Linked DNA regions of Homo sapiens: region 2 is linked to region 1. Evidence: read pairs that join two places in POLR2A ChIA-PET (ENCODE). Cell type or tissue: endothelial cell of umbilical vein. All regions are shown on one strand. Each heading gives the region's core, and the rest is flanking DNA. Links, peaks and the distances in the headings are about the cores only.

Region 1 (17,396 bases), core at 4,674-12,673:
GGGCAGGTATGCAAATCTTGACAGTGGATGAGACTAATGGCGAAGAGGACAGAGTGCTTCCATGCCTTCGGGATCTTTCAAATGATGGAGCAAGGCTCTGCGCTCACAGCTGCAAGGCGCTAAGGGACCTGAGACTCTGTCCCTGCCATCAAAGACCTTGTGGTCAGGAAAAGATGTCCCAAATGGTTACAGCTCATGGCAGGAACAGGGGAGAAGCAACTTCTGGGTAGCGAGATGAGTGTTGTTAAAAAATAAATAAGGACCCACAGGCATTCTAAGTAGGGAGGCAGAGTGTGGCAAGCAAGGGGGAACATCTGTGAAGATTTCTGGGAAGAGGCGGCATTCAAGATGTTCCTTGAAGGATAGATAGGATTTCCGGAGCTGGAGAGGAGAAGCTAGGGCAAGAGGCCCGTTCTGGGCAACAGCAAGGTCATGGGGCAGGTCAGAGCAGAACACAGTGTCCTGGGGCAGTGGGAGAAGTGGGAAACAAGGAAGGCTCTGGCCCGCAGCTGGGGCTGGGGGGCCTCCAGCGGCAGCTGTCTGCAGGCCTGGGGCCCCATCCTGCTCAGCCTTATCCCTCCCTCAGCTCCTTCTCAGGGCTTTGCGTTTAGTAAGCCCTCAGCAGGTGCAGGCCAAACTGGCCCCCACTTGTGCCAGGCAGGGCCCCCTCCTGTCCCCAACCCCATCTGGAGGGGACAACAAACAGGAAATCATGAGGCCCAGTGCCAGGTGGACACTGGCTCCCAGTATAGAGTGGCACCATCCCCCAAGACAGTACCCAGCTCTACCCTGCCCCTCACTATCACAGCCTTGCTGGGTACGTGAAACTCACCAAGGGCCTCAGCAGGAAGCAGGCGACCGTGGCCTAACGGCAACTCGCCCAGCCAAGGAGAGATTAGAAGTTTTGCTCTATTTTTTTATTTTTATTTATTTATTTGAGACAGAGTCTCGTTCTGTCACCCAGGCTAGAGTGCAGTGGTGTGATCTCAGCCCACTGCAGCCTCCACCTCCCGGATTCAAGCAATTCTCATGCCTCAGCCTCCCAAGTAGCTGGGATTACAGGTGTGCACCAGCATGCCCAGCTAATTTTGGTATATTCTGTAGAGATGGGGTTTCGCTATTTCGCTATCTTGCCAAGGCTGGTCTTGAACTCCTGAGCTCAAGCAATCCTCCCACCTCGGCCTCCCAAAGTGCTGGGATTACAGGCATGAGCCACCGTGCCCACGCTTTTTTTTTTTTTTTTTTTTTGAGTCCAAGTCTTGCTCTGTTACCCGGGCTGGAGTGCAATGGCGCGATCTCGGCTCACTACAACCTCCACCTCCGGGTTCAAGTGATTCTCCTGCCTCAGCCTCCCGAGTAGCTGGGATTATAGGTGTGAGCCACCGTGCCCAGCCAGAAGTCTTGCTTTAAGGAGGAGGAAACAGATTTGGAGAGAGCTTGGGTGACCTGCCCAAGGCCACACAGGAAGAACTGTCCTTTAAGACTCCTGCCCATGGAAGGCCCTTGGTCTGTGGGCTGGTTGAGGTTTCCAGCAACCCAGAAGTCAAAATGGGGAGGGGAGCACCTCTATTTCTGACAGCCAAAGGTTGAGTGGCCTCCAGTCAACCCTGGGAGGCCCAATCCCTCGCTGTGCCCCAACTCCACAGAGGAGGAGGAGGAAGAAGGCACTGCCCCAAAATGACTTAGAGATGGAAACCACTTCCTCTTCCCACAGACACTACTCCCTCAAAGGGCAGGCAGGCCTGCACTGGTACAGCCCCATAAGCAACACATCCCTTGGCATGGGGTAGACACAATACCTCGGCCCTGACCCACCTAAAAGGAAGACGGGCTTCCTTCCCTGAGTTCCCTCCCCGCGTCTATGCTGGGATCTTGTCCAGAGGGAACCTGTGCATTATCCTTGCTGGGAGATAAAAGGTGAGGGACCCCATTTTCATTAAAAACTCCATGTCATGTTCTTTTGTCTGACTCTACATTTCGGACTCCAAGAAAGGCATTGCTAGGCAGCACTCCCTCCACCTGGGCTGTCCCTCTGCCTGGGCTGTCCCTCCGCCTGGGCTGTCCCTCCTATTGTCCAGGGAAAGAGTGGGAAGCAGGGAAGGAGGCAGTATGCACAGACTGCAACAGCGAGGAAGTGGCAGAGGATAGGAAGAAGGGAAGGACACAACCTCCTCCTTTCTGCCTTCTGCTGGGGCTCACCCAGACCCTCGGGCATTCCCCAGTCTCTAGGCACACGAAGCAAACATGCAGCCACCCTTTTGGGGCTCCCATCCCCGGCTCCTCTGTTGATGGCTTGCAACTTCTTTGCCTCCATCCACAAATTGAAACAAATTAAGAATAAGAACTGTGGCTTTTACATTCTGTTCCTTCAGTGTCTGGAGATCGGGGGGAGGGTGCCCGCTGAGTTCTGCAAACTCCCGTGGGCTACAGCGGGCAGATTTGGGGGTGGGGATGGTGTGAACAGATTGTATCCACAGCTTCCAGGACAGGATGGAGATCTGGCCCAGGCCCCTTATCTTTCTTTCTCTCCAGCCTTCAGGATCCAAAACAGAGAGGAGGGGGTATGGCTTGGGCCTTCCCTACACCCCCTACCGGGGAAAGGTAGGTTCTAAGGCAGAGAAAGGGCCTCTACAGTGGGGAAGGGGGTTTCAGTCAGCACTAAGCCCCACCCCCCACACTTCCCACACCCAAGAGTGTGCCCCACAATCCACTCTCAAAGCTGCCTATGTAGATGGTGGAAAACAGCCCAGCTTTACAATCCTACAGTCATGATTCTGCAGTACTTTAACCTCCCCCAGCACTGTGTCCTCTGTGTAAGTGGGGATAATGTCCCTCTTCCAGGATTGCAGGGATTAAAATTTGTAAAACACAGACAAAGCCCCTGACACACAGTAGGTGCTCTATAGATGTTAGCATCCCATTCTCTCCAGCTCCCACCTACAAAGGGTCTGGGTCACGGCCAGGCACAGTGGCTGATGCCTGTAATCCCAGCACTTTAGGAGGCCGAGGCGGGCGGATCACAAGGTCAAGAGATGGAGACCATCCTGGCCAACCAACATGGTGAAACCCCACCTCTACTAAAAATACAAAAATTAGCTGGGCGTAGCGGCACACGCCTGTAGTCCCAGCTACTTGGGAGGCTGAGGCAGGAGAATCGCTTGAGCCCGGGAGGCAAAGGTTGCAGTGAACCGAGATCGAGCCACTGCACTCCAGCCCGGGTGACAGAATGAGACTCCGTCTCAAAAACAAAACAAAAAAATAACAACAAGCCGGGCGCGGTGGCTCATGCCTGTAATCCCAGCACTTTGGGAGGCCGAGGCAGGCGGATTGGGAGGTCAGGAGATCGAGACCATCCTGGCTAACATGGTGAAACTCCATCTCCACTAAAAATACAAAAAATTAGCCGGGCATGGTGGCATGCATCTGTAGTCCCAGCTACTTGGGAGGCTACAGGAGAATGGCTTGAACCTGGGAGGCAGAGGTTGCGGTGAGCCAAGATCGTGCCACTGCACTCCAGCCTGGCTAACAGAGCTAGACTCTGTCTAAAACAAATAAATAAATAAATGAATAAATGTCTTTGGCCAGGTGCAGTGGCTCACACCTGTAATCCCAGCACTTTGGGATGCCGAGGTGGGCGGATCACCTGAGGTCAGGAGTTCAAGACCAGCCTAATAAGGAGGAACCCCATCTCTACTAAAAATACAAAAAAATTAGTCCAGCATAGTGGCGGGCGCCTGTAATCCCAGCTACTCAGGAGGCTGTGGCAAGAGAATCGCTTGAACCTGGAGGCAGAGGGTTTCAGTGAGCTGAGAGATTGCACCACTGTACTCCAGCCTGGGCGACAGAGCAGGACTCCGTCTCAAAACAAACAACAACAAAAAAGAAACATGCTCAGAGAGGTTATCAGCAAGTTGTATGTGACATAAATGTCCAAGTTGTTGTTGTTTTTGAGACAGGGTCTTGCTCTGTCACCCACCAGGCTGGAGTGCAGTGGCGTGATCATAGCTCACTGCAGCCTCAACCTCTCAGGCTCATGCAATCCTCCCACCTCAGCCTCCCGAGTAGCTGAGACTATAGGCACACGCTACCACACCTGGCTAATTTCTTCTCTTTGGTAGAGGCAGGGTCTCACTATGTTGTCCAGGCTTGTCTCAAATTCCTGGGCTGAAGTCCCTACCTCAGCCTCCAAAAGTGCTGGGATTACAGGCAGGCGCCACTGCACGCAGCCAGTGTCTTAAGTTTTATTTTATTATCTTTTTTTTTCGGAGACAGAGGCTCGCTCTATCCCCCAGGCTGGAGTGCAGTGGCATGATCTCGGTTTACTGCAACCTCTGCCTCCTGGGTTCAAGCGATTCTCTAGCCTCAGCCTCCCGAGTAGCTGGGATTACAGACACGTGCCACCTCGCCTGCCTAATTTTTGTATTTTTAGTAGAGATGGGGTTTCACCATGTTGGCCAGGCTGGTCTCAAACTCCTGACCTCAGGTCATCCGCCCGCCTTGGCCTGCCAAAGTGCTGGGATTACAGGCATGAGTCACCACGCCCAGCCCAGTGTCCAAGTTTTAAACTCAGCACTAAATGCCTACTCCACAGCCCCCAGTCAGACCCCTTTGCCCATGGAATTCCCAGGGTGAACAAAAAAAGGCAGATCAGTTCTCCCCTCCAGCCAAGAAAGGTTAAGAACCCAAACGAAAGACCACTCCTCTTTAAACACTCTGTGCCCTAAGTCACTCCCCCTCCCAGCCCCAACACCAACACACAGACAGGCTGACTCTCCCTCCTTAGCTCTGGATTTAATTCCCCCAAAACACACTCAGCTCTCTAACCCTCTCACCCAATACACACAAGTCATTAATCCCCTTCCCAACACACACCCAACCGTGACCCCACCCCCAAAACACACACAGCCCTGACCCGTAGTGCACACAGAATCTGAGACCTCCACAGTAAACACCAGTCTTCAGAGACCAAGCCCCAGGGGCCAGTTTAGGGGGCGGGGAGAATCGCCGGACCATCTCTAGGGCTCCCACCCTGGCTGTAGCAGAACAAATACACAGCCCTCCCCACAGTGACCTGGAGAGGGTTTCTGTTGGTCCCATAGGCTACTAGGTCTCTGAAGGGCGCACCCAGGCCACCTAATGTGCTGCCTCCTCCCCACCTGGGGAAAGGGATGAGGGGGAGGAGGGACCCAACACCTTTGTTGGATGGGGAATGGGAGTAGGAAGCCTCATCAGCAAGAATTCCTACAAAAAGGGTATGGGCAGACTGGGGCATACCACTGCTCCTGCAGGAATGGAGGACCATGGATTGCCACCTCTCCTGGGAACTGCCTCACCCTCAGCACCAGCCCTAAGGCCAGGCAAGCAGGGAAGGCTAAACTGCCTCCATCTCTGAGGCCAGGCATGTGATAATTTTATCTGCCATGCTTTCCTACTCAGAGCTCAGGAGCTCTGTCCACCAGGCAGCCCTGGCTCTGCAGAAGGAGGGAGATGCCAGGCTCCCTCAGACCCATGGCCACACCTTGTCCCAGAGAAGAGGAAGGTCAGTGAGAAGCTCAGAAGCTAAGGGTCTGGGCAGGGAGAGAAGTTGTTGTTGTTTACTAGGGAGAGGGGAGGGGCAGGGAAACCAAAAGGCTCACAGAGGGAGGGGGCAGGAAGGGGGCATTGCCTAACCTGGGTGGAGAAAGCCGAAGAAGGCTACACTTGCCTGAAATGTGGGCACCCCACCCACATTTGGGGAGAAGGTTACCAGGATGGGAAGCCTTCCCCACCCACCTCTAAGAAAGAGGAAGAAGCTTGCAACATTGAGGGGAGGGGAAGGCAAAGCATTTGCTCCCTCTGGCCAGGATGGGCAAGGATGGGGCCAGGCCCCAGCCCCCACCTCCAACCCTCCAATGAGCCCAGGCTCCAGATGGACAGAGTGTCTGGGAACTCTGTTGCCATCACCTGGGTTAGGACAAGTTGTCCACAGGCACCAGGTCGCAGGTCCCTAACTCCTCCCCCGTCAAAAATCCTACCCTGAGCTGGGTGCAGTGGTACATGCCCATATCTCCAGCACTTTGGGAGGCCAAGATAGGAGGACTGCTTGAGCTCAGGAGTTTGAGACCAGCCTGGGCAACATGGTGAGACCTTGTCTCTATGAAAAATCAAAAAATCAGCCTGGTGTGGTGGCACGCACCTGTAGTCCCAGCTACTCGAGAGGCTGAGGCAGTAGAACGCCTTGAGCCCAAGAGTTCAAGCCTGCACTGAGCTATGATCATGCCACTGCACTCCAGCCTGGGAGACAGAGTGAGACCCTATGAGAAAAAAAAAAAAGAAAGAAAGCCAGGCACAGTGGCTCATGCCTGTAATCCCAACACTTTGGGAGGCTGAGGCGGGCAGATGACTTGAGGCCAGGAGTCCAAGACTGGCCTGGCCAACATGGCAAAACCCCATCTCTACTAAAAATACAAAAAAAATTAGCTAGGTGTGGTGACACGCACCTGTAATCACAGCTACTCGGGATGAGGCATGAGAATCGCTGGGAGGCCGAGACTGCATTAAGCCAAGATGGTGCCACTGCACTCCAGCCTGGGCAACAGAGGAAGACCCTGTCTTAAAACATAAAAATGGCCAGGCGCGTTGGCTCATGCCTATAATCCTAGCACTTTGGGAGGCCAAGGCGGGCGGATCATGAGGTCAGGAGTTCAAGACCACCCTGGCCAATATGGAGAAATCCCGTCTCTACTAAAAATACCAAAAGTAGCCGGGCATGGTGGCGTACGCCTGTAGTCCCAGCTACATGGGAGGCCGAAGCGGAAGAGTTGCTTGATTCCGGAAGGCGGAAGTTGCAGTGAGCCGAGATCGCACCACTGCACTCCAGCCTCGGTGACAGAGCAAGACTCTGTCTCAAAAAAATAAATAAATAAATAAAAATAAAACCCTACCCTGTCAGGAAGCAGACAGTCTTCTAGTTCCAGTGATCCAAGTCCAGAATGTAAATCACAGTCCCTTTAAATGCAGTGAATATTCTACAAAGATACACCAATGCATTCCCTAGTAGCCCCAAACCCCAGAGGCTGGCCTCTCCCCATCACTAACACAGACTATAGGACCAGACCAGAATCAGAGTCCCCAGACTCCATCCATCCCATACTCCTATATGAGGTGGAGAGAAGAGACAGCAGAAACAGAAGATGAAGGTTTGATAAGGGGTGGCAGGAGAAACTGAGGCAGCACCTGCCTGCCCCCTGGCCCCAGGGCATAAAGGGCGGGGAACACAAAGAAACACAGACATAGAGTCCCTGCTCCTGGTGGCTGGTGGAGCCTGGGAGGGAGGGGGCCACAGCTAAGCCAGAGGAGGCGATCCAGGAAGCAGTGGTGGTGGTGGGCACCCAGCCAGTGCGGGCAGTGAGGCGCCCAGCCAGGGCCTGCCCCAGGGACAAAGAGACTCCCTGGCTCCGGGGAGAGAGCGCTGCCCCCACACTGAGAAGGGGGCACTGACCCAGCCCAGCCAGGCACATAGGGCAGTGGTGCCAGGCAGCTTGCCAGCAGCCGTGAGAGGGGTGGTGGGTGCACAGGGCAAGGTGTGCAGTCCCTGCTGGCCAGGAGAGGTGGGGACACGTTTCCCAGGTCAGCAGCTGACCAGCCGGCCAGCCAGCAGCCCATGGCCCATTCTGCTGCTTCCACCCTCTCCCGTCCCAGGCCAGGCCCCGGCTCCCTCCTCCCCCCAGCCCTGGCCTGGCGCCCAGCTGGGCCCTGGGGGCCAGAGTTACTGTAAGCGGCCTGGCAGGCCCCAGCCCTGGACTCTGCCAGCTGGCCAGAGCTGCCGCCACCTCCCACTACCTGGCTCGGCCAGCCGGCGAAGGGTACTGAGACCCCTGCCCAGCCAACAAGTGACCTCCATGGCAGAGGGTGGAGGCAAGGAAAACACAGGCCCTGCCAAGACCATGCATGCGTCCGAGGCCAGAGTCCAGGCCAAGTGTCCCCTCCTGGGACACTCACCCTATCCACCCAGCTAGACCGTGGGCCCCTCCCTCTCATCCTCCCCACAAAGGGAAGCACATCCTAGCATGGCCGGGGGTGGAGCTGGCAGGGGGAGAGGTGGGGTTCCAGCCAGCCTTCCTCGGTCTGCTCCTTCAAGCCCTTTCCCTCAGAGGCACTGAGTGGGGGTGGGGCGTAGGTGGTGTGCTGCTCTCACTCTAGGTAGAGCTGCCATTTCCATCAAATGTCAAGAGGTTTGTTTACCCACCTCCAACCTGTGTGTCCAGTCCTTGGAGCTATTTATAAGGCCCCAACAGCAGAGCACAGAAGAGGGGTGCGAGGGCCACTGCAGGCCAGAACAGCATGGTTTCATCTCCCCCTCTGCCACCCCCAACTTCAAACACAACCACCATGATCAGCCTATAGGCCATAGGGCTTTCATTTTTAAGACCTCAAATGATGGTCACCCCAACTGGAGAAGACCTTGTCGCTCACCGTGCCTTCCACTCACAGCAGAACAGACGTGCCCAGAGCCCAAGCTCTGAGGCCTGCCACCCTCCACAGTCCCTTCCCACCCCAGCCCCCACACCCAGACTTACTGGCTGGGGATGGTGTGCTATATCCACTAACTGGAAGCTGGTGCTGGAGAGTGGTCAGAGCGCCTGGCGGGGAGAGTCCACCCAGCATAGGGGGGAAGAAGAAGGCGTAGGGAGGCACCGGGTACCCATTGAGGTGCCCGCCCCCAGGTGTCGGGCAGGAGCTGCTGTTGCTGGCCATGCCAAGCGGCCACAGTCAGAAGGGAGGCAGACAGTCTGGCAGGGGGCTCTGGTGGGCTTCAGACCACCCCTCCTCGGGGCATGGGGCCTGGGCCCAGATGGGGTTTGGGTGGTCAGCCCACCCGCCCTGTCCTGGAGCTGCTGTCCAAAGAGGGCAGGCTAATCTCAGTCTCCTGGAGCCCCCACCCTAGCTGGGGGCCAGGTGGGTTGGGGGATGTCTCAAGAGCCGGTCCTTTGGTCAAGCAGTTCTGTGAGCTGGCACTTTTCCTGGGAAGGTCCAGAGCTGGCCTTCAGGGCACCAAAAAAGATGCCACTCCTAGATGGGCCCCAGCTAGGTGGCTGAGGGGGCCATGTCCTGTGATGCTGCAGAAAAAAGAAAGACAGGTGAGTGGGCACTGAAGAACAGGCACACAGGCATTCCCCGTGGAGCTCCCCAACCTGGGCTGCCGGAGATTTTCCCGTGGCACCCAGCTGAGCAGACAGCTGGCACCATGCCTGGCTGGCAGAGATGACCTGGAAGCAGGGCCCAGACACTGCTGGGGGTGGCAGATAGCACAGCCAGGCTGGGGAGACAGGGACAGAGCCCAGAACCTTGGAGGGCCTCTCACCCACAGTCCTGAGGGGAAAGGGTCCACAGTGCCACCTCAAGGGATCACTGCAGCAGAAACGGGCAGCTGGCCCTCCTTCCCCCAGTGAGGGTTACCTGAGGTCAAGATGCAGAGAACGTGTGCTGGGGGGGAAGAGGGAGGGGGAGGAAAAGCCGCTTCCCTAAAGCATTGGCACTTCTCAGAAAAATGACTCCTAAGCCAGGGGGCCCCTCTTACACCACTTCCCCCCCAGATCCAAGCCCCAGCACCCCAGACGGGTTTGTCCCACAGGCCCTGGGAGGAGGCCCATTTACGTACACACTAATAGGAAAATGGGAACCAAGGACTCCTAGGTATCACCTCCAATGCTTAACAGCATGGATGGTCCAGGGGTAGGCGATGTGTAGGAGGGCAAGGACCGCCCAGGAAGCCTCCTACCCCCAGGCAATGAAGGAGAGATTGATCTCAAGGTTCACCCACATACTTCTGTCTGCAGAAGCAAAACACATGAACTGGGGTGGGAGGTGGGCAGAAGATGAAAGGCCAGATGCCCCCTTCACCAGTGTGAATACAGATCCACACCCTGTTTGAACAGCTGGCACCAGAGGATATGCACAGATAATACCATGGGGTAGAGACAGAGACAGAGATGAACCCAGAGATTCCATAACACAGTGAGACAGATAGGCAGCAACAAGAGCAAAGAGAGAGAACACGAAGAACATATCCATACGAGGACAAGAGGATGTTTCAAATCCATTTTGGGTACAGGTTATATATAAATACATATGCATGTATTTATATATGAAAAATACATATATGAAAGACAAAAGAAAAGAGACAGACAAAAAGAAACATGGCCAATCAAAAGCACAATGAGGCTGGGGGCGGTGGCTCACGCCTGTAATCCCACCACTTTGGGAGGCTAAGGCAGGTAGATCACCTAAGTCAGGAGTTCAAGACCAGCCTGGCCAACATGGCAAAATCCTGTCTCTACTAAAAATACGAAAGTCAGTTGGGTGCGGTGGCTCACACCTATAATCCCAGCACTTTGGGAGGCTGAGGCAGGTGGATCACCTGAGGTCAGGAGTTTGAGACCAGCCTGACCAACATGCCGAAACCCCATCTCTACTAAAAAATACAAAAATCTACTAAAAAATTAGCTGCGCATGGTGGCAGGTGCCTGTAATCCCAGCTACTTGGGAGGCTGAGGCAGGAGAATCGCTTGAACCAGGGAGGTGGAGGTTGCAGTGAGCTGAGATCACACCATTGCACTCCAGCATGGGTAACAGAGCAAGACTCCGTCTCCAAAAAAAAAAAAACACACACACAAATACAAAAGTTATCCAGGCGTGGTGGCACATGCCTGTAATCCCAGCTACTCAGGAGGCTGATGCACGAGAATTGCTTGAACCTGGGAGGCAGTGAGCCGAGATTGTGTCACTGCACTTCAGCCTGGGCAACAGAGTGAGACTCCATCTCAAAAAAAAAAAAAGCACAATGAGATACCACTTCATACCCACTAGGCTAGCTCTAATAAGAAAGACAGATAATAACAAGTACTGGCGAGGATGTGGAGAAATTGGAATCCTCATATATTGCTGGTGGGAATGTAAAATAGAATAGCTGTTTTGGAAAACAGTTTGGCAGTTCCTCAAAAGGTTAAACACAGCGATGGCATATGACCCAGCAATTCTACTCCTAGGTATCTACCCAAGAGATATGACAACGTAAGTCCACAGAAAGACTTATACATGAACATTCACAGCAGCGTTATTCCTAATAGTCAAAAAGTGGAATCAACCCAAAAGTCCATCAACTGACGAATAAATAAAATGTTGTATGTCCCTACAATGGAACATTATTCTGCCAAAAAAAGAATGAAGTACTGATACTATGATATGGATATTCCTTGAAAACATTATACCGGTTACAAAGACCATGTATTGTAGGATTCCATTTATATGAAATATCCAGGATAGGCACATTTATAGAGACAGAAAGCAGACTTGTGGTTACCAGGAGCTGGGGCGTGGATTTGAGGAATATGGGAAGTGACTGTTGCTGGGTATGGGGGCTCTTTCTGGGGTGATGAAAGTGTTCTAAAATTGATTGTGGTGGTAGTTGCACAACTCTGAATATACTAAAACCACTGAATTGTACACTTTAATGGGTAAATTTTATGGTATGTGAATTATATCTCAATAAAGCTGTTTTAAAAAGAAGAGGAAAGAAAGAAAAGAAACAGGGCCACAGAGACTCAAAATAAGGACTGTCCATTTCCAACACCCCCTATACCTTGCCACTCCACCCCAAGCTCAGGCTACACTAGGTTCCAAGCTCTGAACTCCAGACTCTAGCCTCAAATCTGGAGTCCAGGGGACAAGCACATGGCCAGCATTTGGTTGAAGACCAGGCCTGGGAAGGGGGAGTTCCTGCCAAGGCCACTGTGGAAGAGGCCAGGAATTCTGGCCCAGCTGAGCCAGCCAGCCTGTGTGGAACTGAGGGAGAGAGGGTGGGAGGGGACAGGTACTGGGCTAGGGAGGGGAGGCTGCCCCAGGAGTAAAATCTGGACCTTGCTAATAACCACGATTTTTACTGTTACTCATTATGACAATCATAGGGCCTCTCTCCTCACTCCTGAATAAAGAGCTCCCTTCCTACCCCAGGCCCCTGCCAATTCCCTCCTAGGCTGAGAGGGCTGATGTCAGAGGAACAGGGGCCCCACCCACTGGACCAGTTGCCGCCCTGGCCCCCTCCCAACTCCTGTGGGGCCCCACACAACGGGAACTGGAGCTGGGGGAGCCATGCAAGGGAAGAAGAGGCTGGCAGAACCTCATCAGTTCCTACAGTTGGACCCTCACACACAAATACACATACAAACTCATGCATGCAGGTCTACAGAAAACATCTGGGTGGGCAAGAGCACGCCTGCAGCCCCAGCCTGTGTGTGTGCAGGCATGCATGTGAGGAGAAGGAACCTGGAGATACCATCTCTCCACACCTGGGCTCCACCACACAATGAACACAGCTCAGAAACTGCATGCATGGGCCCCAGTACACAGCTCCCCAAAGACACAACCACAGCCCCACAGTCTCCCAAACTGTACATTCTCCGAACCTCACACAGCCAGGGTGGCCCTTGTACCTGCTGCTTCTGCCAGAAGATGCTCTGAGGTCCTCCCTGTGGGCCCAGCCCATGCACCAGGTCCACAAACACTCAGGTGAATTCACATCCACAGAGGCCTGCCTCTCTCAAGGTGAGGCCCAAGGGGCAGCTAACCCAAAGTGAGGCCTCTGTAACCCACGCTGAGGCCCAGAAAGCCATCACTCCAGATCTCAGGCATCCTGACCCAGCCTTTGGGGGTCGGGAGGCCAGTTTAGTCAGTCCAGCCTGGACCCTCTGGAACCCACCCTTGCTCCCAGAGAAGAGAAAACCACAGCCACCTCAACTCTGCCCCAGTGGAGTTTGAAATTGAATCAAACTTCAATCCCCACTACCCCCACCTCACCCCCAGCCCACCACCCACACACACTACAGGGCAAGGCTGGAAGGCCTCCCCAGACCCCTATCAGAGCCTCCAAAAAGCCTAACCCAGCTCTGCCTGCAAATTTCAGTGCAAATTTACTCAGCTCCCTGGGGAGGGCCTTGAGCCGCAGGAGGGCTAAAGGTCACAGAAATAGGCCAAGGGCCAGAAAGACCAGAGAACAGGGATGGGCAAGGGTAGGGATGACCAGGGTGGGCCCAAAAGGGCACAGACTCTGCCTCAGAAGGTCCATCAGAAGCTATGACCCTCAGAGAGACACCTGGGCCCCAGCCCCCTACACCCCAGGGGTGGAGAAGGCCTCGGCAGAGAATCGAAACCAGTACCAAAGAGAGGGAAAACAAACTACCCACATCCAACCTCCACCCTATGCCAGCCACCTCCACTGCCCACGGGCACCCTCCCCTGAGAGAGAGAAAACCACAGGCCCACACCTCCAATATATGGAGCCTAGCCTAAGCACAGCAGAAAAAGGGGTAGGGGGCTAGAGCACCTGCAACCAGCCCCACACTCCTGCCCACTGGGGCCGCTCTCACCCTCAGAAGGTGCCAGGATCCCTTCTCCAGCATCAGCATCCCTAGCTGCCCACGCGTTACACCCCAGAGTCACACACCTAGAGAAAAAGGTGAGAGCTTTCTGAGCCACGAAGATGGGAGAAAGAACCAGAAGTCGGAAGGGTCAAATCTCAGCTCTGCCACTCTGGGTGACCTTACGCAAGTCACTTAACCTCTCTAAGCATCTGTTTACTCGCCTGTGAACTGCCTACCTCAACAACGAGCTGTGCGATTTCAGACAGGAAGTCCTGGAAAGCACCCAGACCAGAGCTTGGCACAGGGGAGGCCCGGGCAACTGGAGCCCTCCATCCCCATGCCTCTTGCCACCACCTTGGTGCCCCTCAGCAGTCGGCCTGCTTTCCCTTGCCTCACCCCACCCAGGGCAACATCTGTTGACGGGGCCAGGAGGGAGAATTACCCATTTCCCAGGGTCTGCTTCCCTCGGATGGAGGAGAGGGATGTGGGGAAAGGGATATTCGGGGTGTGGGTGGAGGCCTGACCACAACCCATTCCCAAATTCCCTTCTTTCATTTCACAAACCAAAAAAGGGAAACCTTTGGATTTAGGGAGGGGAGAAGGGGAAGAGAAATAGACCATTTCCTCCCTTATACTCAGGACAGAAGAGCAGGGGACCCCAAACTCAGCCGGGACTGGCCCCAACCTCTCTTCCTCATTCATTCTCTCTGTTCTCCAGTCTCCCCCAAAACAACGGTTCCCAAGAAATAGAGGTCAGGCAGTCTCAGAGGGGCTGAGAGAAGGGGAAAAGTATTGGGGAGCTTAAAAGAAGGGGAGACTGGGGGTTTCCTAAGCATTCTAGACAGTTAGTGAATCATATGCAAATGACACCCAGAGCTCAAGCTCAACTTGGGCAGGAGGGACTCTAGCCCTGGCAGAAACAAAGCCCTGCCGCCTTTGGACCCCTGTCCCGCCAGGAGCTGGCCAAGCAGGGCAGAACAGAGTAGATTCAAAACTAGAACCATTTAGAAACTTTCCAGGAAAACACACTCCCATACATACAAAGCCACAACCTCTCCCCTCCCCAGCGCCCCTCATATCTGCAGACAGGGGTTGGGGAGCAGTGATGACTACTCCCCGCTTTTTCAAGGGTCCCCTCTGGCCAAGGCTCTCACCCCTCTCCTCCCTGGCAAGCCTACAATCCGGCCACTCGGGTCCTCTGTTTCCTGTCTGTTCACCAGGGTCTGGGCTGCAGGAAGCCAGGTTAGCCCAGCCTCTTTTTATTTATTTATTTATTTATTTATTTATTTATTTATTTATTTATTTTTGAGATGGAGTCTCACCCTGTCACACATGCTGGAGTGCAATGGCGCAATCTCGGCTCACTGCAACCTCCGCCTCCCGGGTTCAAGCGATTCTCCTGCCTCATCCTCCCTAGTAGCTGGGGTTACAGGCACCTGCCACCACGCCCAGCTAATTTTTGTATTTTTAGTAGAGATGGGGTTTCACCATGTTCACCAGGCTGGTCTCAAACTCCTGACACGGTGATCTGCCCGCCTCGGCCTCCCAAAGTGCTGGGATTACAGGCGTGAGCCACCACGCCCGGCCAGCCCAGCCTCATTTTAAAAGAGGCTTCCCTAGGAGGGCTGGAGAAGGATCACCTGAGGGTGGCTGGGATAGCTGGAGGGTGCCTCTTCCCCACCAACCCCACAGAACCCCAGGCCAGCCTTGCTAGAGCTAGGACTGGTTTGAAAATCTGCCCTAGTCAGTGCAGGCCATAAGCATGTCCTCTTGGGAGTTAGGGGAAGGAGGAAGCCTAGTGTCTCACTTCCGGGTGCTACCACTGCCCATTGCCTCAAGACACAGTGCCTTGTCCCAAAAGAATAGGTCCAATGTCTCCACAGCTTGTACTCCACTCAGCCCAGGGTTTTTCCCCAGCTACACAGAGCTGCAGGACCCCCACACGCCATAATCTCACCAGTGACTGGATACCAGGCAGAAAGGGTGACTGGACAATCCAAGCTCGGGGCAGTCCAGGTTCTAGGAGGAGGAAGTGGGGGTCTCTGCTGGTCAGGGCTGTGCTCCCAACTCCTCCATCCCCAGGGGCCATACCCCAGATCCCCCGGGGGACATGGTCAGGACCTCTGAAGCCCAGGGTGTCTGAGAGGTCCACGTAGAACCAGAACTGAAGCCTCCCTACTCCAAGCAACGAGTAGGTGAAAGGGCAGGGGGTAATTCAGGCCTCAAGAAGAGGGACCAACCCACAGGGAAGGAAAAAAAAAATGGGAAGAGGAAGAGATGAGCCTACTGAGGCCACAGCCAGACCACAGAAATGTGTGGACCATACGCAGGCAGCTCTGTTGGGTGAGGGACCAAAGGGGCACAGACAAAAGGGGACCCCCTAGCTTGGAAACCACCGACCTCACATCCAGCCTGGCACGGGGCTTTCCCCACCCTCACACCTTGGCAGCTGCCCCCTCACCACTACCTCCCCTCCATGCTACCAAGCAGGAAGCACAGCTCTCTCACAATGGGGGGACAGCTTACAGAGATACAGGCAGGGCCAGGGTGGGGAGATAGGCTGCAGCAGCCCTCACCCCTCCCCTCAGCTCAGCCCAACCCTGCGTATGCCATATTCTGAGTCCCAGGGCAAACTGCCAGCAGGACTAGATGGTACCAGCCCCCTCTCAGCATCCCACCCTGGGGACCCACGCTGCAGGGAATCCAGGAATACACCCCCCCACCAAGTCCTGCCTCAGGATATCCTTTTGGCTCTGACCCCAGACCAGGCCTGAGTCAGACTGTGCCCTGCCCCATACCCCCCCTCCGACCCATTGACCCCCCCCCAAGCAACTTCCTACTCCACACCCGCCTACTCAGTTGGGGCTAGAACTAGGGGGAATCTCTTCCCCTCACCATCCCCAGCTGAACAGGGAAGCCCACAGGTGGATAGGGATAATAGGTCACAGATCCCCATGGCCTTCCCCTTAGAGAAGAGCGCCTGCCAGACAAGGGAGAAGCGGGTGCAGGCTGTGTGTGCAGGGGAAGGCATAGTCTGCAGAGCCCCCACCTCCCCAGCCCCAAACACATGCAACCTAGGACCCTGCCCCACAGCCCCTTGACACTCCAGCCTGGAGTCCAGGAAGCCACAGAAACTCCCTGGGGAAGGTGGTTTCCATCAGAACACAGGATGGGAGCAGGCTCCAGAACTGTATATGAGGACAGATAGGGAGCACAGAGGTTCCCTGAATGGGCATCTCTATGAGCGAGAGGAACCCCGGCCAGAGGGGACAAGGGCTGCAAAATCAGTCAGACTCACAAAGTCACAGCCACGGTCAGGCACAGCCAGATGCGGTCACAGTCTCCCCAGCACTCAGTCTGAGTAGGTGGCAGTGACTCCTCCCCACAGACAGAAGTCTGGGGGGTCCTGGGGAATCTGGGGCATCAGAGACCACACACACTCAGCCTGAAAGGACCCCCTAGTCAAGTCCCCCAAGTACCCCCCCAGCCTGGTGGGGAGGGGTAGCTCCTTCCCCACAAGAACCAGGGGTAGTGCCCACGGCAGACATCACCATGGCAACCAACAACAAACATCCCAGGAACCACAGTGGGACAGGAAGTGACAGCCACGTGACAGGAAGACATTTTTTTTCTTAGTGTTGGGGGGGTGATGAAGATTGTTTGCACCCCCTGGGGAATCAGCTGTCCCCCAGGTTTCTCCTACCTGGAGCTGGAGGGAAGGGGGACCACTAGGAAGGGGGCCAACCCCTCCTTGATCTGCACAGTGGGTCACAGGACTGACAGGGCTCTCCCTCCCTGCCTGCCACTCATGGGTCCCCCCCTTAACCCCCCTCTTTTCCACTTCCTGCCGTGACTGGAGATCAGAGAACTCCCCACCGCAGCTTCCCCTTCTCAAGTCTCGATTCCTGGGCTGAAGGTTTCACTGTAGGGCGAGGGACAGAGGGAAGGAGGGCTGAGGACCTGCGGTAGGACCCAGGGGACAGAGGCTCCGGGGGGAGG
Region 2 (13,631 bases), core at 5,267-13,266, 79 kb before region 1:
GTTCTGGACTGCAGGGTTCACGGAGGTGAGCAAAAGTAGCCAGTCGGAGGGTATCTGGCCAGCTGGCTGCGGAAAAGGTTTCAGCCCCGGACGGCTGAGCCCACCCTCAGCTCAAGAGGCTACCACCACAAGTTATCCCTTTCGATTTACCAGTTGCAGTCCAGCGCTGCTCTACTGGGGACCTGAATGCTGCCCTCCATTTTGCAAAGCCTTTCTACATCCTTCCACTATATGGAACCCCCAAACCACAACTGTGGCACTTTTATTTTAATTATTTTTATTATTTATTTATTTATGTATTTATCTCTTGAGGTGGCCTCGCTCTGTCACTCAGGCTGGAGTGCAGTGGAGCAATCACGGTTCAAGGCGCCTCGATCTCCGATCCCCGGGGCTCAAGCGATCCTCCCTCCTCAGCCTCCGGAGCTGGAGTTACAGGTGTGCGATGCCTCGCCTGGCTATTTTTTTTCCTTTTTGGGTAGAGACGGGGTCTCGCTATGTTGCCCAGGCTGGTCTCCAACTCCTAGGCTCCAGCGATCCTCCCGCCTCGGCCTCCCAATGTGCTGCGAATACAGACTCCAGCCACCGCACACAGCCTACTTTTATTTCTTTGAAAAATGAATTCGAGGGTAAAGGGGGCGGGGTTGAGGCAGATGCCAGAATCTGTTCGCTTCAACCAAGCAGCCAGGCTGCCTGTCCAGAAAGCCGGCACTCAGTTTCCTCAGGAAAACGAAGCTAAGGCTCCCATTCCCCTCGCTAACAACGTCAGAACAGAGGACAGTTTTTAGATTTCAGGGATCTTAAATAGATTGGCAGTTCCTGGAGAATAAACATCCTTTGCTTTTCTCCTGCACACTTTTGCCTCAGGCCACCCCTTCCCGCTTCCAAAGCCCATCTCTTCCAAGCTTTCCGCACGAGAAAACAAGTGAGCCCTTCTCATTGGCCAGATTCCCTGTCAATCTCTCCGCTATGACGCCGAGTGGTGCCTTTTGAAGCCTCTCTAGTCCCGCCTCCCTAACCTGATTGGTTTATTCAAACAAACCCCGGCCAACTCAGCCGTTCATAGGTGGATATAAAAGGCAAGCTACGATTGGTTCTTCTGGACGGAGACGGTGAGAGCGAGTCAGGGATTGGCTGGTCTGCTTCGGGCGGGCTAAAGGAAGGTTCAAGTGGAGCTCTCCTAACCGACGCGCGTCTGTGGAGAAGCGGCTTGGTCGGGGGTGGTCTCGTGGGGTCCTGCCTGTTTAGTCGCTTTCAGGGTTCTTGAGCCCCTTCACGACCGTCACCATGGAAGTGTCACCATTGCAGGTACGGCTCGCGGGGGGGACTGGCGGTGGAGCCTCCGCGCGGCCCGGGCATCTCTCTGGCCGCCCGTGACGGGTGAAGCTCTGGGGCTGCGGTCAGGCCGGCGACCGGCTTGGGAGCCCATATTCTCCATTCCCGGTTCCGGGGTGATCGTGGAGAGGCGGAAGCCCCTTCTGGTGCTAGTAGTGAAGTATGACCCGGCTTCCAGGGTGTCGTGCGTTGTTGCCCTGTTTCTAGGGGCAGGAGTCCGTTGGTCCCGTAGTGGATCCATGTTACAGCGGCCCGGGTGCGACGTTATTGAGTCGCGCGTACAGATGCTTTCCCCTCCTGCCCGCTGCTTGAAAACGGTCTTGAATGTCCCCGATCTTGGAAAGGGCAGAGCCTAGCACAGTGTTTCTCTGGAGCAGCTGGCCAGCTTACAAAAGCGCCCCCTTCCTGAGTTCACAACGCTCAGGTGGCCAAGGGATTGAACGGATAGCCGCCCAAACTGCTGCTGCCGAACTAGAATTATTTACGGTGTCGTGTGCTCGGGACACCGTAAATAATTTATAATAATAGGCACTCGGTAAATAATGTATGCAGGAACTGAAAGAAGTGGGTGTATTTTATTGATGACATCTACCATGTTGCTCAAGAAAAGAGGTTTCCAGACAGACCCACTTGGTGAGATAATATGTGTCTGTTTAACCTGACACCTGGGGACCTGGCCGCAGCGAATTTAAATTGTCCTATTTGTACAAAACTGGCAACTCCACCACTGCCTACTAACAGATTGCAATGCATGTTGACATCTCACTATGGTAGGCATTTTGTTCCTAGTTTAGGGTAAACTTATGATTAAAAATTCCCTTCTTTCTCTCTTTTTTTTTAATTGCTAGCCTGTAAATGAAAATATGCAAGTCAACAAAATAAAGAAAAATGAAGATGCTAAGAAAAGACTGTCTGTTGAAAGAATCTATCAAAAGAAAACACAATTGGAACATATTTTGCTCCGCCCAGACACCTACATTGGTTCTGTGGAATTAGTGACCCAGGTAAAATCAAGCTCATCAAAGGCAGTTAACCTAGTAGTTGAAATGGATACTCTTCTTTCTGTACCTTTCATGTACTGAGTGTGACCTTTCTGTATCTCTCATGTACTGAGTGTCACTGGAACTGGCCTAAATATGGTAATACTTAATATGAACACTTTATGGTAATCATGATAACAGAACAATGAATATAGAATAAAAATAACAGTATTTCTTTGCCTTATTTCTAGCAAATGTGGGTTTACGATGAAGATGTTGGCATTAACTATAGGGAAGTCACTTTTGTTCCTGGTTTGTACAAAATCTTTGATGAGATTCTAGGTGAGTAAATCCTTTAATATAAAGATCTGGTCAAATCTTTCATAAGAAGTATCATTCCAAATAAAAATTTAAAAAAGATAAAAGTAAAAACAAAAAGTATCATTTCTACCAAACCTGCTGTAGCCAGGGCTCCTGTCATTTCAATCAGTTGATAAAGGTGAGCTGGTTTCCTGGAGCCCAGGAGGTTGAGCTTCTCGTAGAAACAGTACTATGGACAAAAATTGCTAAATTAACACCTTGTTAATGCCACTCCTGTGCTGTTTGGGAACTTTTTTTTCTATATCTTACTTAGAGTTACAGAATGTTTCTTAAAACACTAATTTCTTACAAATGTATATTTTATTTTCTTTCAGTTAATGCTGCGGACAACAAACAAAGGGACCCAAAAATGTCTTGTATTAGAGTCACAATTGATCCGTACGTCTTTTGCTTAGTTTTTGTTATGTAGCTCGTTGCTATTGTTAGCTGCATGTATTTTGATTACTGGTGAAGTTGGCTTTTCCTAAACAGAAGTTGAGAAAAGTACACAAAAGCAGAATGCTAAAATGAAAAACCTATGGATACCCACCACCTAGATCCAACAGTTGCCAACGTTTTTCCATATTTTCTCCATCTTTTTTTTAATTAGTTAATTTTTTTAGAGGAAGGGGTCTTGCTATTTTGCCTGGGCTGGTCTTAGAACTCCTGGCCTGAAGCAATCCTCCAGTGTTGGCATTATGGGTGTGTGCCATGGCACGCGGCCTATTTGCTCTGGATCATTTCAAAATAAATTACAGGACTTATGACACCTAATCCCTAAATATTTGAGCAAGCACCTTCAGTAATTGCTTTAAGTATTCTGGCATCTGGAGTTTTAACTTTTTCTCATGATGCTATTCAAACAGTAAACCAGTAGGTGGTGGTAGAGAATAATTTGATCTGACATTTCTGCTTATAAATGCGGGGTGTCCCTTAGTGGGTGATCAGGGTGCTTATTTCACTTTTTTGTTAGTCTGATTGATTATGACAAAGTATACCTGGATTTTCCTAAGGACTCAATATCATAGTCTTTAAAAAATGTTGAGCTAGGGCCAGGCACGGTGGCTCATGCCTGTGATCCCAGCACTTTGGGAGGCCGATGCGGGCGGATCACAAGGTCAGGAGATCAAGACCATCCTGGCTAACACGGTGAAACCCTGTCTCCACTAAAAATACAAAAAATTAGCCGGGTGTAGTGGTGGGCGCCTGTAGTCCCAGCTACTCGAGAGGCTGAGGCAGGAGAATGGCATGAACCCGGGAGGTGGAGCTTGCAGTGAGCCGAGATTGCACCACTGCACTCCAGCCTGGGTGACACAGCAAGACTCTGTCTCAAAAAAAAAAAAAAAGTTGAGCTAATTTTAATTAGTTTTTTTTATAGATAATAAGTACTATGTAGAACAAGAACCATAATGTATATCGAGTTATTAACTAAAATATAGTACCATCCAAGAATTAACTTAAAATAACTGAAATAAGTTTTCAGCATTTTATTTGAGAGCAAGGCAGTTTATGATTGATATTGGTTTTCCTTTTTTTTTTTTTTTTTTTTGATGGAGTTTTGCTCTTATTGCCCAGTCTGGAGTGCAGTGGCATGATCTCGGCTCACCGCAACATCCACCTCCTGGGTTCAAGCAATTCTCCTGCCTCAGCCTCCAGAGTAGCTGGGATTACAGGCGCACACCACCACACCTGGCTAATTTTGTATTTTTTTTAGTAGAGATGGGGTTTCTGCATGTTGGTCAGGCTGGTCTCGAACTCCTGACCTCAAGTGATCTGCCTGCCTTAGCCTCCCAAAGTGCTGGGATTGCTGGGATTACAGGCGTGAGCCACTGCGCCCAGCCTGTTTTTATGTACTTTGTTGAGTGGGAACGAGATGTATAGATGATCCTCTTGAAAGGGGTATAATAGGCATGATGACTCACTCCTGTAATCCCAGCACTTTGGGAGGCCAAGGTGGGAGGATCAGTTGAGCCCAGGAGTAGTTTGAGACCAGCCTGGGCCATATAGTGAGACCCTCATCTCTACAAAAAATTTAAAAATTAGCCAGGTGTGGTGATGGACACCTGTAGTCCCAGCTATTCAGGAGGCTGAAGTGGGAGGATTGCTTGAGCCCAGGAGGTCAAGACTGCAGTAAGCTGTGATCCTGCCATTACACTGCAGCCTGGGTGACAGAGCGAGATGCTGTCTCAAAAAAGGAGTGGGAGTGGTGTATAATAATGTTTCCAGATTGTCCTTTTCTTTCCATTGGGCATAAATCATTTCCCTCTGTTTATCCTAACATTTTAAAATTTTGTATTTTTTCAACATTATCAGTGTCTATTCAGGTGTTGGAAAAGGTTTTTTTTTCCTCTTGACTCCTATTTCAGGAATGTCAGGAACTAAGCATGGTGGGAAATGTTCCTGCTGAATTTCAGAAGGTATATATGAAAAGTGCCAAAAAAATTGAGGGCTGGGTATGGTGGCTCACATCTATAACCCCAACACTTTGAGCAGTTCTCCTGCTTCAGCCTCCCAAGTAGCTGGAATCACAGGCATGCGCTACCATGCCTGGCTAATTTTTTTTATTTTTAGTAGAGACGGTTTCAACATGTTGGCCAGAACTCCTGGCCTCAAGTGATCTGCCCTCCTCAGCCTCCCAAAGTGCTGGGATTACAGGCACAGGCCACCGCGCCCAGCCTGAATATACATATTTTAGAAATAATAGTATTTAAATATTTTTAAATGTTAAGCATTCGTTTAATGTGTTGTAAAATACAATTTTCAATCTTTTTTTCTTAGGGAAAACAATTTAATTAGTATATGGAATAATGGAAAAGGTATTCCTGTTGTTGAACACAAAGTTGAAAAGATGTATGTCCCAGCTCTCATATTTGGACAGCTCCTAACTTCTAGTAACTATGATGATGATGAAAAGAAAGTGACAGGTAGAGTATTGAGGGGAAATAACATATTTGTTGCTAAAAATATATATATTTAAATGACTGTCTGTGGCATGAGGGTTAAAGATATGGAAATAAATCTCTATAATTGAATAGCTCTGCCAGTGATTAAGAAATAAAGCTGTCAATGAGATAGTAACAATAAAATAGTGTTTCATATTTATTTGCCCAGGTGGTCGAAATGGCTATGGAGCCAAATTGTGTAACATATTCAGTACCAAATTTACTGTGGAAACAGCCAGTAGAGAATACAAGAAAATGTTCAAACAGGCAAGTAAATAAGTGTCTTGTACCTTAATGATAAATGGTAGTAGTATAGCCATTTATAATGGCATTAATGATTGGTTTAATTTAACATAATTTATAAGCTATTGAAGTATGGAAAATTATAAGCATATATATTAGGTTATTAGGACTCATAAATTTATGTTATTTACTTCCAGTTTGTGAGATGACTTGAATTTTTCATGTTTCCTATTCTTTACTTCCATAGACATGGATGGATAATATGGGAAGAGCTGGTGAGATGGAACTCAAGCCCTTCAATGGAGAAGATTATACATGTATCACCTTTCAGCCTGATTTGTCTAAGTTTAAAATGCAAAGCCTGGACAAAGATATTGTTGCACTAATGGTCAGAAGAGCATATGATATTGCTGGATCCACCAAAGATGTCAAAGTCTTTCTTAATGGAAATAAACTGCCAGTGAGTATTTTCCTGGATGTTAAGGATAATAAGGGATTTTGTAATCATTGTCAAGTGCAAAATTGAATTTTTTCCCCTCCCATATGTTTTTGTTTGTTTGTTTGTTTGTTTGTTTGAGACAGAGTCTCACACTGTTGCCCGGGCTGGAGTGCAGTGGCACGATCTCGGCTCACCGCAACCTCCACCTCCCAGGTTCACGCAATTCTCCTGCCTCAGCCTCCCAAGTAGCTGGGATTACAGGTGCCTGCCACCACACCTGGCTAATTTTTTGTATTTTTAGTAGAGACAGGTTTCACTATGTTGGCCAGGCTGGTCTCGAACACCAGACCTCATGATCCACCCGTCTTGGCCTCCCAAAGTGCTGGGATTACAGGCATGAGCCACTGCACCTGGCCCAACCATATGTATTTTCTTACCACTTCTCACATATGTTCTTGAAAAGAGAATGGTATGCCACATTTTTTAATCAGCTCATTTTAAACTTACCGAAGGAATTTCTTTCTCAAAGAAACACCTAAAATAAATATTTCATGTCCTTTTTTTATTTTCCTTTTTCTTTCTTTTCTTGATAACCTCGCTGTGTCACCCAGGCTGGAGTACAGTGATGCAATCACGGCTCACTACAGCCTGGACCTCCCAGGCTCAAGCGATCATCCCACCTCAGCTTCTGGAGTAGCTGGAAATGCAGGCAGCACCACCATGCCCAGCTAATTTTTTTTTTTCTTTTTAATAGAGGTGGGGATCTCACTATGTTGCCCAGGGTGGTCTTGAACTCCTGGGCTCAAGTGATCCACCCACCTCGGCCTGTGTCCTTTAATGACCATTCCCTTATGCCTATCAGTGAACATCATTGCATTGGTTTTGGAAAGTCCTCATAGTCTATCATTGAACCTATTTTTTAATAACTTTCTTAATACTGTTACCTTTAATTCCTGTACAGGTAAAAGGATTTCGTAGTTATGTGGACATGTATTTGAAGGACAAGTTGGATGAAACTGGTAACTCCTTGAAAGTAATACATGAACAAGTAAACCACAGGTGGGAAGTGTGTTTAACTATGAGTGAAAAAGGCTTTCAGCAAATTAGCTTTGTCAACAGCATTGCTACATCCAAGGTAATTTTATTCTTAAATTATTAATCATGATTTATCTTTACATATATGTGTTCTTATTGTTTTTAATATATAAAGTGGACTTGAATATTGGGCTAGCTTAGTATAAAGGAGGTTAAATTAGTTTTTAATGTTTGATTATTATAATTTTGAGGATACTGAGTTTTACAGTTTGGTATTTTTCCTTATTAGGGTGGCAGACATGTTGATTATGTAGCTGATCAGATTGTGACTAAACTTGTTGATGTTGTGAAGAAGAAGAACAAGGGTGGTGTTGCAGTAAAAGCACATCAGGTATGTGCTTTTGGCAGTTTTCTTTTTCTAAAGTCAAGGAAGAAGAGAAAGGCTATAAATAAAGCATGAGTACATTTTTAGTGGCTTAATATCAACTTCTATTGCAGGTGAAAAATCACATGTGGATTTTTGTAAATGCCTTAATTGAAAACCCAACCTTTGACTCTCAGACAAAAGAAAACATGACTTTACAACCCAAGAGCTTTGGATCAACATGCCAATTGAGTGAAAAATTTATCAAAGCTGTGAGTACTTAGAGGAAAATAAAAATAGAAACACCTGACTTTATTTTCCATTGCACTTCTTAGCTCTGCAGAAACAATGATTCTTCTCATAGTGAGCTTCTCCAAGTCTTCCCAATCTGAAAAGGAAGTAAAAAAGGGCTTTACTTTAACTGATTTACCAAAGACTTAATGACCGTCTATATTTCAGTATTTCCCAATTACATTTTACCATTAAGCTTAGATCACTTTTGAATTAATCTAGCTGTTTAACAAACACCCTCACTTAAATGCCTAAGACTTGCTTTCAGTCAACACATCCAAAATTGAATTTGTTACCTCCATACTCACTGATTTGCCCATACAAGCAGCCCCCCACTCTCCAACAAAAAAACAACTTCCTATCTTAGTAAAAAGCCCCAACCAACCTCTAGGTTGTATAAACAAGAAAGCTGGGAGCCTTCCTTTATTTCCCCTCCTCTCTAATCCGGTCAATAAGAATCATCTCTTGGATGCTGCAGTAGCTTCTCACCATTATCTCTTTTTTGGTTTACTACAATAGGTTCTTAACCTTCATACTGGTTAAGTCCTTTCCTTGGAATGCTTTTGAGTGACTTTTGTGTTAAAACACCCATTTTTATCTTCACTCTCATTTGAAATCTTTCAATGACTTCCACTCAGGGAAAGTCCAAATTCCATAATTTGGCCAACAAGAAAGATCTGCTGTAATCTAATTACACCTACTTCTCCAACTCATCTCAGTGCCAGTTTTTCGTATATTGTCCTGTTGCTTTTAAATTACTGAAAAGCACAGTGCTCTTCCCCTCCTCAGAGTTTATTCACATGCTAATCCCTCTGCATGAAATACATCCTTTTCACCTGGCTACTTTAGGTCTTGTCCTTTCCTCAGGAAAGCCTTTACTTTCTACCCTTCCCCCCACCTAAGTTGGTTCCAATATAATATTGAACATACCTTATTAGCAAACTTTTTGCTTATCCATAACACTTATAACACTGTAACTTATTTTATTTCTGTCTTTTTTTTTAGGCAGAGTCTCGCTCTGTCGCCCAGGCTGGAATGCAGTGGCACGATCTCGGCTCACTGCAACCTCCGCCTCCTAGGTTTCAGTGATTCTCTTGCCTCAGCCTCCCGAGTAGCTGAGATTACAGGCATGCATCACCATGCCTGGCTAATTTTTTTGTTGTTGTATTTTCAGTAGAGACAGGGTTTCACCATGTTGGTCAGGCTGGTCTCAAACTCCTGACCTCAAATGATCCACCCATCTCGGCCTTCCAAAGTGTTGGGATTACAGCCATGAGCCACTGTGCCCAGTCTTTTTTTTTTTTTTTTTTGAGACAGAGTCTTGCTGTGTTGCCCAGGCTACAGTGCAGTGACGTAATCCTGGCTCATTGCAATCTCTGCCTCCCAGGTTCAAGCGATTCTCCTTGCCTCCTGAGTAGCTGGGATTCTCCAGCCTCCTGAGTAGCGGGGATTACAGACATGCACCATCACATCCAGCTAATTTTTGTATTTTTAATAGAGATGGGGTTTTACCATGTTGGCCAGGCTGGTCTTGAACTCCTGGCCTCACTTGATCCACCATCCTCGGCCTCCTAAAGTGCTGTGATTACAGGCGTAAGCCACTGCACCCAGCTATGTCTGTCTTCTATGTTGTGTCTTAAACTTGATGAGGACAAGTGTCTCAATTTGTTTTATTTGTGTCTAATTTTATTTATTTATTTTTAATTTTTTTTTTTGGAGACAGCTTCTCACTGTTTCCCAGGCTGGAGTGCCGTGGCTTGATCTCAGTTCACTGCAACCCGCGCCTCCCAGGTTAAAGCAATTCTCCTGCCTCAGCCTCCCAAGCAGCTAGGATTACAGCCATTTCACCACCACCATGCCTGGCTACCCTTTTTTTTTTTTTTTTTTTTTTTTTTGAGACGGAGTTTCACTTTTGTCACCCAGGCTGGAGTGCAATGGTGCGATCTTGGCTCGCTGCAACCTCTACCTCCTGGGTTCAAGCGATTCTCCTGCCTCAGCCTCCCGAGTAGCTGGAATTACAGGTGCCCACCACCACGCCAGCTAATTTTTGTATTTTTAGTAGAGCCGGGGTTTCGCCATGTTGGCCAGGCCGGTCTCAAACTCCTGACCTCAGGTGTTCTGCCCACCTTGGCCTCCTAAAGTGCTGGGATTATAGGCGTGAGCCACCGTGCCTGGTCTAATTTGTTTTAACCACTATATCTCCAACAAGTAGCTCAGTGCTAGCACAATATAATTATATAGTAAATATTTATTGAACGAATGAACCAAAAGGAGCAGCTCCCTCAGTGGTGATAACCTGACATGGGAAGATGTGCCACCCTCTATCCAGAAATTATTGTTCTACATCTTTTTAATTTTTGAATCATTTTTATTTGTATTAAGGCTCATTTGTATTCTAGATTTCTGATAGATCCCTTCTTCCCTAATATGATCCCTAATATGAATCTTCTCGTTTTCAGGCCATTGGCTGTGGTATTGTAGAAAGCATACTAAACTGGGTGAAGTTTAAGGCCCAAGTCCAGTTAAACAAGAAGTGTTCAGCTGTAAAACATAATAGAATCAAGGGAATTCCCAAACTCGATGATGCCAATGATGCAGGTATATATTTAATAATGTTTCCAAACTTTTAAGTCTTATAGTTGTTATTTTATTCATTAATGGCATACCACGGATATTTATTTTTCCCTTGACAGAATAACTATATTCAACAGAATAACTTGTTAAAAATCGGCCCGTTTCCTATTATGGAAGATTTAGGTCATTTCCATGTTATAAATAATATTGAGGTGATTATTTTGGAGTATAAAACAAGAATGTTTATATTATGATCTATTACCTAACAAATAATTTTGCTCATTATATAGTAAATTGTGTTTTATCACAAGGCTATAAACAGCATGTTCAAGTTAGTATATTTGAGGTTGAACTAAATGTGCTAATATTAATATGTATATTTTTATTTTAGGGGGCCGAAACTCCACTGAGTGTACGCTTATCCTGACTGAGGGAGATTCAGCCAAAACTTTGGCTGTTTCAGGCCTTGGTGTGGTTGGGAGAGACAAATATGGGGTTTTCCCTCTTAGAGGAAAAATACTCAATGTTCGAGAAGCTTCTCATAAGCAGGTAGAATATAAGACGATCTTCAGAATCTAAATCTAATTTATAATACAAGACTTTATGCTTATATTTAATTCCCTCATTAGGCATTTTAAAATATATTTTAGACAATTTGTGCTTATTTTGAGAAATTAGGTACATTGTAGCCTATTTTAACAGACCTTTCTGATGTAGTAAATTATAAGCTAATAGCTCAAAATACTGGAGCTCAAGAAAATCCAAGCAACATATACTGTTAAATTTCTTTGTTCTTTTCAAATTTATAAACGATGCTTTTTTTGGTATATGTCCATTTCAGATCATGGAAAATGCTGAGATTAACAATATCATCAAGATTGTGGGTCTTCAGTACAAGAAAAACTATGAAGATGAAGATTCATTGAAGACGCTTCGTTATGGGAAGATAATGATTATGACAGATCAGGTCAGATTTGTTATTAAATTTTTAGATTGTTCAACTAAATTAAGCATGTCTTAATTTAATTTCATTGTTTTTTGCCATGAAAATAAATTAGTTAAATAGGAGCTTTATTCATCATCTCTAATCAACATCTAATCAGATATGCTTATATCATATGTATGTTGCAAATACAGGTTAAGTGAGTCTGGATTTGAACAGACCTTTTTTGATTCCCATAGAAAATTTGACAAATTGCCAGTAGGTCAGTCATAATATTTTTTTATTTCTAAACAATTCTTTGTTTGTTTGAGATGGAGTTTCGCCCTTGTCGCCCAGGCTGGAGTGCAATGGTGCAATCTTGGCTCACTGCAACCTCCGCCTCATGGGTTCAAGCGATTCTCCTGCCTCAGCCTCCCGAGTAGCTGGGATTGCAGGCGGATGCCACCACACCCAACTAATTTTTGTATTTTTAGTGGAGACAGGGTTTCACCATGTTGGCCAGGCTGGTCTCGAACGCCTGACCTCAGGCGATCCGCCTGCCTCGGCCTCCCAAAGTTCTGGGATTACAGATGTTAGCTACCACGCCCAGCCTAACAGTTCTTTTGAACTTTGGCTTTCAAATCTTTCTAGGACCAAGATGGTTCCCACATCAAAGGCTTGCTGATTAATTTTATCCATCACAACTGGCCCTCTCTTCTGCGACATCGTTTTCTGGAGGAATTTATCACTCCCATTGTAAAGGTACGCTAATTTCTAAGTACCATCATGGATATTTTAAGACCCTACTCCTCAAACCTGGATATACATATAAGCCCCGTCACATGTAGTGGTATACAGGGGACCCCACAGTGTACAAAGCCACAGTCATTGTTTTTTATCACAGGTATCTAAAAACAAGCAAGAAATGGCATTTTACAGCCTTCCTGAATTTGAAGAGTGGAAGAGTTCTACTCCAAATCATAAAAAATGGAAAGTCAAATATTACAAAGGTTTGTAATGAAACCCATATAGAACTTCTCATTTTATTATACACCCTGTACAAGACTATATGAAGGAACTTGGTATTTTTGGTTTTATAGGTTTGGGCACCAGCACATCAAAGGAAGCTAAAGAATACTTTGCAGATATGAAAAGACATCGTATCCAGTTCAAATATTCTGGTCCTGAAGATGATGCTGCTATCAGCCTGGTAGGTTTGAGTTGTATTTTATATACATTCTAATTTTAGAAATCACTACTTTAGCCAGTTGAAACATTTACATTTTTGTATAAGACTCCGTATCAAAAAAAAAAGAATGTTTTATAGAATAGAATGTTTCCAGTAAGCATATCCCAGAGAAGGAATCAGATATTTTAGAAAATTTTGATTTTTGGCTGGGCTTGGTGGCTCATGCCTATAATTCTAGGACTTTGGGAGGCCAAGGCAGGTGGATCACCTGAGATCAAGAGTTGGAGACCAACCTGTCCAACATGGTGAAACCCCCTCTCTACTAAAAATACGAAAATTGGCCGAGCGTAGTGGCTCACGCCTGTAATCCCAGCACTTTGGGAGGCAGAGGCGAGCAGATCACAAGGTCAGGAGATCAAGACCATCCTGGCTAACAAGGTGAAACCCCATCTCTGCTAAAAATACAAAAAATTAGCCGGCCGTGGTGGCACGCAGCTATAGTCCCAGCTACTTGGGAAGCTGAGGCAGGAGAATCGCTTGAACCCGAGAGGCAGAGGTTGCAGTGAGCCGAGATCAGGCCACTGCTCTCCAGCCTGGGCAACAGAGTGAGACTCCATCTCAAAAAAAAAGGAAAAAGGCCAGGCGTGGTGGCTCACGCCTGTAATGCCAGTACTTTGGAAGGCTAAGTCGGGCAGATCACAACGTCATGAGATGGAGACCATCCTGGCTAACACGGTGAAACCCCGTCTCTACTAAAAATAAAAAAAAATAAAAAATAAAAAATTAGCCGGGCTTGGTGACACGCGCCTGTAATCCCAGCTACTCCGGAGGCTGAGGCAGGAGAATGGCGTGAACCCAGGAGGCGGAGCTTGCAGTGAGCTGAGATGGTGCCACTGCACTCCAGCCTGGGCGACAGAGCGAGACTCTGTCTCAAAAAAAAAAAAAAACAAAAAAGGTCGG

What was found. Peaks named below come from ENCODE experiments on the same cell type or tissue, not always from the same donor. Only the 100,000 strongest peaks of a DNase experiment are listed, where the experiment ranks them.
Region 2: POLR2A ChIA-PET joins it to region 1 with 13 read pairs; 9 of 35 experiments call an interaction of 5 or more read pairs at or near these places.

Annotation. Positions count from the first base shown.
Region 1 is chr17:40,322,559-40,339,954 of GRCh38, reverse strand. RARA (retinoic acid receptor alpha) reads right to left here. Exons shown (of 9, transcript NM_000964.4): 2 at 8,559-9,098. The coding sequence starts at 8,736. Among named protein-coding and RNA genes, the nearest start is that of RARA-AS1, 12 kb to the left of the region's middle. RefSeq lists enhancers at 13,658-13,717, 14,754-14,823. In endothelial cell of umbilical vein, for the core only: no CTCF peak of the experiment used is centred there; a DNase peak (open chromatin) is centred at 7,714; H3K27ac peaks cover 1,528 bases.
Region 2 is chr17:40,405,445-40,419,075 of GRCh38, reverse strand. TOP2A (DNA topoisomerase II alpha) reads left to right here and starts at 1,180. Exons shown (of 35, transcript NM_001067.4): 1 at 1,180-1,305; 2 at 2,181-2,336; 3 at 2,564-2,654; 4 at 3,008-3,071; 5 at 5,451-5,596; 6 at 5,784-5,881; 7 at 6,105-6,317; 8 at 7,258-7,431; 9 at 7,621-7,722; 10 at 7,830-7,967; 11 at 10,446-10,584; 12 at 10,952-11,109; 13 at 11,402-11,527; 14 at 12,134-12,244; 2 more. The coding sequence starts at 1,285. RefSeq lists enhancers at 1,185-1,274, 996-1,521. In endothelial cell of umbilical vein, for the core only: no CTCF peak of the experiment used is centred there; no DNase peak of the experiment used is centred there.